2 separate regions of the Homo sapiens genome follow, and region 1 is linked to region 2. A link is a loop called in an ENCODE intact Hi-C map of the cell type or tissue named here. Cell type or tissue: heart left ventricle. All regions are shown on one strand. Each heading gives the region's core, and the rest is flanking DNA. Links, peaks and the distances in the headings are about the cores only.

Region 1 (4,893 bases), core at 576-4,575, 130 kb before region 2:
CATGGCTGGGGAGGCCTCACAATCATGGTGGAAGATGAATGAAGAGAAAAGGTACATCTTAATTGGCAGCAGACAGGAGACAGCATGTGCAGGGGAACCATCAGATCTTGTGAGACTTATTCACTATCACAAGAACAGCACAAAAAACCTGCCCCCATGATTCAATCACCTCCCACTGGGTCCCTCCCATGACATGTGGGCATTATTACAATTCAAGGTGGGATTTGGGTGGGGACACAGAACCAAACCACATGATCTACAATGCAGTCTGAAATTTAAAAGCACTATCTAAGGCTCCAGCATTCCTAGGGTTCAATCTTGGCTCTGCCACTAACAGGGTGAGTTTGGTCAAATAACTCTATGTCCTGATTTCTTCATGTGTAATATGGGGTGATACTGCTCTGCTACTCTTTAGCAATTTTATGAAGATTTAATAAATGGATTAAACAATCCAAGTAAAGAAAGAGGAGGGGCTCGGTAAATTGTATAGACACAACGGCTATCTTCCCACATGAGAATATAGATGAGACCATTATTTTTAACCACTCTAGAATATTATATTTTATGGATGAAACATGGTTATTTAGCCAATCCCATATGTAAGCATATTATCATAACTTCCATTTTTTTCCTTTCAAACAATGCTAAAATAATCACTCTTGCACCCATTATCTTTATACCTTTACATAAATATTTTTGATTAATAAATTCTTTGAAGTGTAGTGCATTAAATATCTATCATCGAGTTGTCCTCTAAATATTCTTTGAATCTTGGTGGGTGAAGGGGGTTGTCTAGAAGGACCAAGACATGTTTGTGAAAGGAAGAACTCTCTTGAGGGGATAATTTTACAGAGGGTAGAAACAATGTATATAAAAGTGTGGAGGTATAAGAGAGTACAGGTGTCACCCTGTGTTTGAGTCCTAGAATGAGAAAGATGAGGCAAGGCGGGGTTGATCGGCAGGAAAGGGAGCAGAATACAATCTAAGCTGGCCGGGCGCAGTGGCTCATGCCTGTAATCCCAGCACTTTGGGAGGCCGAGGCGGGCGGATCACCTGAGGCCAGGAGTTCGAGACCAGCCTGGCCAACATGGTGAAACACCTTGTCTACTAAAAGTACAAAAAATTAGCCGGGCATGGTGGTGGGCGCCTGTAACCCCAGCTACTTGGGAGGCTGAGGCATGAGAATTGCTTGAACCCAGGAGGCAGAGGCTGCAGTGAGCCGAGCTCACGCCATTGCACTCCAGCCTAGGCAACAAGAGCAAAACTCCATCTCAAAAATAAATAAATAAATAAAATTTAATTTAAAAAAAGGAATCTAACCTGCACCCCATAGGTGCTGATGACTGATAAGCTCTTAAAATGTTCAGCCTTATCAAGTGATATGGCTTCAATATAAATAGTAACAGCTGTCTACTAAAGAAGGATTTTTCAAAGCCTGGAATACAAAATACCGACAGTATTAAAGAAGAGTGTTCACGGTAGTATGAGCACATGACGTTAAATATTAGATAATGTAAACATGTAATGTTTTTAGTAATCAGTCCAGTTAATATATTTATTGGTAATCTGTCTTTAACATCTATCTAAAACCTTCCAACCTCCCTTTAAACAACAACAGTCACAAAAGAGTAAGCATCAGGCTTAAGAGTCTTTCAGAAGCAGTAATTTCTTGCTTTGTTTTCTGTTCATTGTATGTATTTTAAAATGTATTTCACATTGTATTATATATTATATATACAATTGTATATAAGATGTTTGTTGTATGACATTTTACTTGTGATTGATAATGGTTTTTCACTTATGAGAGACATATGCATTTCCTTTATGAAAAAAATTTAAAATGTAAATTAATTTTAATAATGGAATTTTGGGAAATAACCAGCTAGCGTAAGAGGGAAAATGTAGGAAATTAACCTTGCCTAATTTCTCCAGGATCAGCCAATCCTAATCAATGCGACTTTGGTTTTAGCAGGAAAATCATTGAGTAGAACCAACTCTAGGCCTTGGTCTTGTTCAGGTGATTCTAGAAATTAAATCAACTTAAAGCACGAATGACTCGAGTTGGAGCATAGAGCTCACCGCAGGAAAGTGATTGCCCTCAAACCCTCTCCCATCAAAGTTCCCATGACCGTGACCACAGCAAAGAAGCCAGCCTGAGCTCTGGCCTTTTATTTAAAAATCCATTCCTGGAGTAGAAAGAAAATAACTGAAGATGTTTTGATTATTGGTATACCAAATCCTATTTGGGGATTGGTTTACTAGATTCAAAGAGTCACACCCAACCTCAATAAAAAGTTTTGTAAATCCATGCTTGCTAGCGTCCTTTGAAAAATAAACCCAAGAATAGTTTTATTCCAATACAGCACGCTCTCAGCACAAACATGTGGCAGATGCTAGAAACTTAGGAATCAAATCCAAATTGCAGACACACATGTTATTGTACTCCACAAGGGGGGGAGCAAACCCAGAATTGGCCTAATTTGAATATTTTTTTTTTCTGAATCCCGCAAATGAAACTACATATTTAGGAATTTTTTGCTCACATAGTATTTATAGTTATTTATGATTCCTTGAGATTTTGAAGCATTATAGCTTTGCACTAGGCTTTCCAACTTTTGTTTTTGTTTTCATTTCTCTTCTAAATGCCAAGTAGGCTGAAACCTATGCTGGAAAACCAGTGGGGATTAGATGTTTTTTAGGTCACAAGTTAGAAGATTCCTAATACTCACAGACATTCTACGTCTAGGAATGTTTGTTAATTTGAGCCCCTCTCTCTCCTTGTGTATCTTTAATCTCTCAACCAGCTGTCTCCCATAAAAAGATATTTCTGTTTTTAGTTACAAATCTGTTTACAGATAAAACTCACTCATAAATACACAACCACATGCAGAGGTTGCCTTTTTTTTTCTGCTGATAGTATAGAAATAACTCCAGATGAAAAATATTAAAGTTTGTTTAGAAATATAAAATGCATTCTGCCTTTCTCAGTGGGGGCCCATGTTTTATAGATGTTCAAGGTCTTTTTGTGTCCCTGTGTGAGCCTCTCTTGGGAAGCACAATCTTCTCTTACCTCTGTGATTTAGTTCTTTCTCAAACTGTCAAAATTGTTGGGTTCCTAATTGAGGAATTAACTCCTTGCAAAAGGCAGGTATTGGCCACCTAAGGAAAAGAGGTGAAGCCAAGAAATAGCTTCTCGTGCATCAGGATCAGTATGTTTACTGTTACTCGAATGACCGATTTAACTCCCCACTCTTATTTGCTTGTGGGTTGCTTACACTGGAAACCGTCAGGTAAGAGATTGTGTTTTCTTCTCTTGTCTTCTTCCATTTCTTTTAAGACCTAGTACTGTGTCTGACACATAGAATTCAGTCGATTTTCAAATATATTGTTTGCTGTTAATTGAATTAGTATAATCATGTTAGACAATAAATTATTCAGAAAAGAAAATATTTACACTTGGCTTCTTTCCCAGTTCTTTAGAGTTTAGGATGCCCTCTCTCCCTTGTATTCATCACCAATTAATTAGTCAAGAAGAGACCGTTCTAGTTCCTCCTTCCCTGGATTGGTTGTTGTATTCTGAGCAAACCTCTTATAACCATGCCTTGTTTTTCGTTGAAGCTCATTTTATAAAAGGTGATACAATGTATCATAATCGCCAGGTGTGGTGGCTCACACCTGTAATCCCAGCATTCTGGGAAGCTAAGGTGGGCGGATCACTTGAAATCAGGAGTTTGAGACTAGCCTGGGCAACATGGCAAAAACCCATCTCCTCTAAAAATAAAAAAGTTAGCTGGGCATGGTGGCAGGAGCCTGTAGTCCCAGCTACTTGGGAAACTGAGGCAGGAGAATTGCGTGAACCTGGGAGATGGAGGCTGCAGTGAGCCGAGATCGTGCAACTGCACTCCAGCCTGGGTGACAAGAGTGAGACTCCATTTCAAAGAGAAAACACTAACAACAACAACAACAACAAAAATGTAACATGATCCATCCAATGAACACTAGCAAATGAAGACCGATACTTTGTCAACCATGTAAAATAGCTACTCATTGCTCCATTTTATGGTTGAAAAAATCGAGGTTCCTAGAACACGAATTACTCAGATTCACCAGACAGACTCCAGTATTTGACTTCAAATCATCAAATATTCCATCACTTGAGACTGCATCCTCTAACAAGAAGAATAGAAGGAATAACTTCAAGTAAATACTTCTGTGTGTCAAACTCCATAGTTGTCATTTTATTTGTCTTCCCTTATTGTATCTCACTAAAATCTGAATAGATCGGTATTAGTAACCCCATTTTGGAGCTAGGGAAATGAAGAATGAGATAATTTTTGCAAATTGCCCAAGGACATAGGACTAGCTCATGGATCCATGTTGCAGAGATCTCACCATTTTGGGAAGTGAGTGTCTTTGTTTAAGTACTATTAAATAGCTCAAGCACACTGAGAAGCCAAGGTAGGAACTATTTAATTTAGCATACATTTTCATTATAGTATTCAAAGATGCAACATGCCCTGAAGCATTAACCCTGGTTTTCAAATATTTCTATGTAGAGCTTCATGCTGCAGGTTCAAATCACCAGCTCTCAGCTAAAAATATAGCTGCTGTTTGGTGACTAGAAGGCCACTTTGACAATAATTGTGGTTGCAAGAGGTCACACATTCTCCCTCTATCCCTATAAAGTCCTGTCTTCCAATATTCTAATCTTACTAACAATAAAACCAAGATCCTGGAGGAAAAGGCATTTGTTTAAAGTATCCCTCATGACCATTTATTCACCTGCCCAGATATACAAGTCAGAAAATTAAAAACCTGCTTTTCTATTTTTTCCCACAATCAATTGATTTTTTTTCCATAGGATTGCCTTCCTATGGGATTCCATTCTCAGTT
Region 2 (4,893 bases), core at 552-4,551:
CTCCTGGTTAAGCTCATTGAACTCTTCATTTGTTTGTTTTTAAAACTAGAAGTCTGGAGGAAGAAGAAAGTTAACTATTATTTATTGGTCTTAATTTTTTTTCAAATATGACTTTAAAACAGATTCATTGCTAAGTCCTTTTTCTGAATTATTTTATTGAATGTCCCTAACAACACTATATGTAAATATTATTTTATCTCCAAGTTATGGATAAAGAAACTGAGGTATCAGATTAAATGACTTATCTAATATTACACAGCCAGTAAGAAGTTAAGCTTTTTTAGACATGATTACTCACATGCTTGGGGAAATAGAGATGAAGTAGAAAAAAATTATAAAAGCTGAGAATTATGAAATTTACCAAATTCTTAAAAGAATTTGAACTTTAAAAAAATTGAACATTTTTTTGTTTGGTCCCTTTGGTATAAAGCTCTTCTATTCCTCTCTTCTTCATTATCTTTATGTCCTCATCCTTTACCCAAGGAAGGTCAAATTATGTCATTCTTTGGCAAAAGCTATGTTACCATAATTGTTTAAAAAATGCATGATATAGTTAACTTCTCAAAATAGTTCAAAGTTTTGAAAATGAATCATGTTTCAAACAGTCACCAACTGGAGGCCAATTTGCCTGCCATTAAGTGGTTTCCTAGATGCAGAATTTACCAAATGATTTCACTTTATTCTGTCATTTATTCCCAAAAGCACTTAAGAATCACGAAGGAACTGAACACATCTTGAGGAATTCATAATGCTAATAATCATGGCTGTCATTTGCGGAACCCCTTTACGCTCCAGGCACTTTCTTAAGCTCTTTGTACATGTTGCCTTATTTGACTATCATGGCAACTCTTTCAGGGAGGGATTACTCTCTCAAGCTTTATTAGTGAGGATGATAAGGTGCAGAAAGGTTAAGTAATGTTCCTAGGGTTCCTACAAAACAGGAATGAGCAGAGCAGGAATAAGAACAGAAGTGTCCATGCCTATGAAGGTCACACAGATGGAGGAAGCTGAACCGGTCTTCCATTGTGTGGCCAGATCTTTCAGACAATCCCTTTAATGACCTACTAACTATAACCCAGACAATATCTCATCATATATAATGGTCTTAAAGGGAGACTTTTCTTCTAAAACTTGAGTGAGAATAGCACAAGTTTGGCCAATTCGGGCAATTTTCCATCTTCATGCAATAAAATGGTGAGATTTCAATCAACACACAAATGGCTCAGTCAACACTATACTGACTAATTGGACTGTACTTCTGGGACAGTTGCAAAGTGGACTAATGGGAGCACACCCACATTAGACACCAGAGCAATAGTATAATCCTTGTAAAATTGTTTCATTTAGCAAAAAGAGTAATTGAGTATTTCTGGAAATAGTCGCTAGTTTTCTCCTTGACATAGACAGGATACTTTTCTTCTTTTCACCTCCTTTTTTCCTCTGAAAACAATAGGTATGTGATTAAAGGAGGTCTTTGAAACATGCAGATTTCTAGGACATTGTTTTATATCTCTAAAATAAAATCTACTATGCTCACTACCAGGGTGATGGGATCCATACTCCAAACCTCAGCATCAAGCAATATTCCAATGCAACACATCCGCACCTGTACCCCCTATATCTAAAATAAATGTTGACATTTTCATAAAATAATAATAAAAATATTTATTTCCCCAACACAACTTTTAAATATGAAATCAGTTTTAAAATGGTGTGTATGTGCATGTCCATGTGTGGAGTTAAATTGAGTACACGGCAAGGAATGTTGGCGAGTTCTCAAGTTGGAATATTTAACATTGAAATATTTGCAATAGTGGTGTACTGAGGGCTTATTATGTGTGTTAAACATTTTGTGTACATTACTTCTAATAAATATATGTGATAGAATAATATCTCTACTTTACAGATGAGCAAACTGAGGTTTAGTGAGGCTGAATAGCTTGCTCAAGGACAACCTTTTCAAAAGCCCGTATGTATCTGATGCCAAACTATTCCCTTTTTAACTGACCAGACTGCCTCTCCAGCCCACGCTGAAGAACACATATCTATCTAGTGCTAGCCCACATGAAAGGAAGGTCACCATCCTGAGGCAATGTGATCCAATATCAGTCATATGTTCAGTCAGACACAACCTTAGAGTGAAACCAAGTTGCAGCACATACAAAACCAAGAGACTTGGTTGAATGAAGGTGTTTTCTTCAGTGAGTCTCTATAGACAGTGAGGTCCTAGAGAACCTGAAACCATTTTAGAAGATAGGTCAATAAGACAAAGACCAAAGCTCTGATTCTTTGTGTCACCCAAGTGACCCACATGATGATCTTATGATTCTGATTAAATAGTACGATGTCATTTTATCCCCAAGTATGTTCCAGCACCAGGCAGCCTCTAGGTCCCTCTGAGTAGGCAGACTTTGCATTCCAGTGACAGACATCATTAAGAAAATATTTCTACTCTCCAAACCAGAGGGAGGAGAATGCTGGAATTTATTATCTCCTTATGCTTAAACACATCCCAGAACAACTTAATAAGGCAAAAATTCTCCCCATTTTACAGACGAGCAAATTGAGGATTAAAGAAGATTATGCTTTCCCCATGGTTCAAAGCTAAATCTGAAATTATAAACCTGCCTCTCTGGACTCCAAAGCCAGTCTTATTCTAACACTGTTCCTTCCTGACTGGTTCCTTTTAGCATTCAGATCTCCTTGGTGTTAAGCCAGCGAAGAATGGCTCTCCCCCCACAAGTTGAGCATAAACTCTGAAGAGCTTAGTTTAGCCCTCTGGGAGGTATTCTCTCTTGGATCTCTGATGCAGAGTTTGGTTGCAAAGTTGGATCCATGTATGAGGGAATGACGCTGCTGGGGATTGGTGGAGAGTCCACTGGTCTGACGCCAGCTGGCTCAGGGGACCATCTCTCCTCCCTTTCCTGGAGCAAGCAGTGTTATGTCTGGCCATGCTTCTCTGCTTTGATGCCCATTTCCACAGTCATTTCAAGTCTTCCCACTCCTCAAACTGAGCATTTAGACTCTCATGGATCACCCCTTTGATATTTCTAGCCACGTAGCTTCAGCTTCAAAAACAAATCAGGAATGACATTCTGTGACTATATTTTCAGCTATAGCTCATAATTTGGTTTAAAACTTGTCATTGTCTAAGAAACATATCCCTGTGCAGAGAACCCGTTGGACACCCGGATGAAATTGACTAAATAAAAGCAGTTTCACTGAACAATTTGCAAATATCACTGCTTCTTGCCAATCCTTTTTGGCAAAACTGTCTTCAGTGACTCGAGAGTTTTTCCAGCCTGAAAGAAATTTGAGTTACCTTATGCTTTCCTCTCTACATTTTTCTGATATAATACTTCCATTAAAGCCACATGTCTCAGACAATGGAAATATCATTTAGCAAAACACTAACATTAATTTTGCAGGAGATATTATTCAGTATTTTGTTGTTGTTGTTTGTTTTGTTTTGGGACACAGTCTCACTCTGTCGCCCAGGCTAGAGTTCAGTGGCGTGATCTTGGCTCACTGCAACCTCCACCTCCCAGTTCAAGCGATTCTCCTGCCTCAGCCTCCCAAGTAGCTGGGATTACAGGTGACCACAGCCACACCTGGCTAATTTTTGTATTTTTAGTAGAGACAGAGTTTCACCACGTTGGCCAGGCTGGTCTCAAACTCCTGATCTCAGATGATCTGCCCACCTTGACTTCCTAAAGTGCTGGGATTACAGGCACGAGCCACTGCTCCAGCCTCAGTTCTCCACCCCGCCCCCGCCACAGGAAGATGGACCTAATTTTAGAGCCAAAAGCAATATTCATTAAAGATAGTTTGCACAGCACAGTCAAGGTATGCTTGCACTCGTGTGGTGATAGGCAAGAAGGAGTTACTTGAGCCATATTTCCTGAGGAAAAATGATGAGGTATTTTCTGTCCCATCAAGGTTGAAAGTGCAGGAAGGGTCTTTGGGATAGGAAAGAAATAGGGCAGGAAGTGTAATTGTGAAACTCCTGGCATGGACATCAACAGCCAAGGTTTCTAGTTTAAATCTAACTAACAATGGGTAGTGTTTTGTTATAAATTAAATATGAAGATATGCTCACAACATTAAGCAAAATTAAGTTAAAATTTAAGAAGGGAATTTACAGAAAAGAAAAGAAAAGAAGAACTAGACAAAAATCACAGCCCTTGTGGAGCTTACATTATTTCTTAGATGAGTCACTTGGCTAGTTTAAGACTTGGAATTTTTATCTATAAGATTGGGTGAAGAGGAAGAAGCACAACCTAAATTAGTACTTCCGTGACTGTGTGCCAGACCCCACACGAAACTCAAGACAATATGTCATTAGCCCAATTTTCCACTTGACAAACACCATAGCTCCTTCATTTACTCATTATTTTGAGACATATTTTAGTGGCACTTATTCAGGGAAGCCGCCATTAAGGAATAAAACAATCCCTTTCCTTCCTTTACAAAGCTGCTAGTCTACTGGCTGAGATCACATGTGAACAGCTGGACCAGGAAGTCTGGACTCCTCCCAGTGCCCTGTTGTAGTGAGGACAGTCTCCGTTGAGGCCTGATCTTCAAGCATAATTACTACTGGCTAGTGTGCTGGTTTGGATGATCAGTTATATGCTTACCCTCCCCAAGATTCACAGGGTTTCTTCGAGGACTTAGAGCTACACTATTTTTTCGGAGACCCAAGTGAAACCAGGCCAGGAAAACAGCCAAAAGTTTCAGTCCAACAGATTCTTTAAAAGTTTCTGGAATAAACACTTTGCTGGCCCATAGGAGACATAAAAGTTTGGAGCTTTTAAAAGGTGCTTATGAGACAATCTAAGCCAGAATGCTCAGCTAACAGATGAGAGGAGAGGCCCAGCTCAACATGAATAAACA

The links. A loop is a pair of places that touch in the nucleus more often than their neighbours do. Peaks named below come from ENCODE experiments on the same cell type or tissue, not always from the same donor. Only the 100,000 strongest peaks of a DNase experiment are listed, where the experiment ranks them.
Region 1: it touches region 2 in a loop (2.2-fold over the local background); 1 of 110 quality-filtered maps calls a loop at or near these places.

The regions. Positions count from the first base shown.
Region 1 is chr16:65,178,770-65,183,662 of GRCh38, forward strand. No RefSeq gene overlaps it. Among named protein-coding and RNA genes, the nearest start is that of LINC02126, 4.6 kb to the left of the region's middle. In heart left ventricle, for the core only: a CTCF peak has its summit at 2,448; no DNase peak of the experiment used is centred there.
Region 2 is chr16:65,312,365-65,317,257 of GRCh38, forward strand. All of the region lies in intron 8 of LINC00922 (long intergenic non-protein coding RNA 922), which reads right to left. All of the region lies in intron 2 of LOC124903780 (a long non-coding RNA gene), which reads left to right. Among named protein-coding and RNA genes, the nearest start is that of LINC02126, 140 kb to the left of the region's middle. In heart left ventricle, for the core only: no CTCF peak of the experiment used is centred there; a DNase peak (open chromatin) is centred at 2,887; H3K27ac peaks cover 180 bases.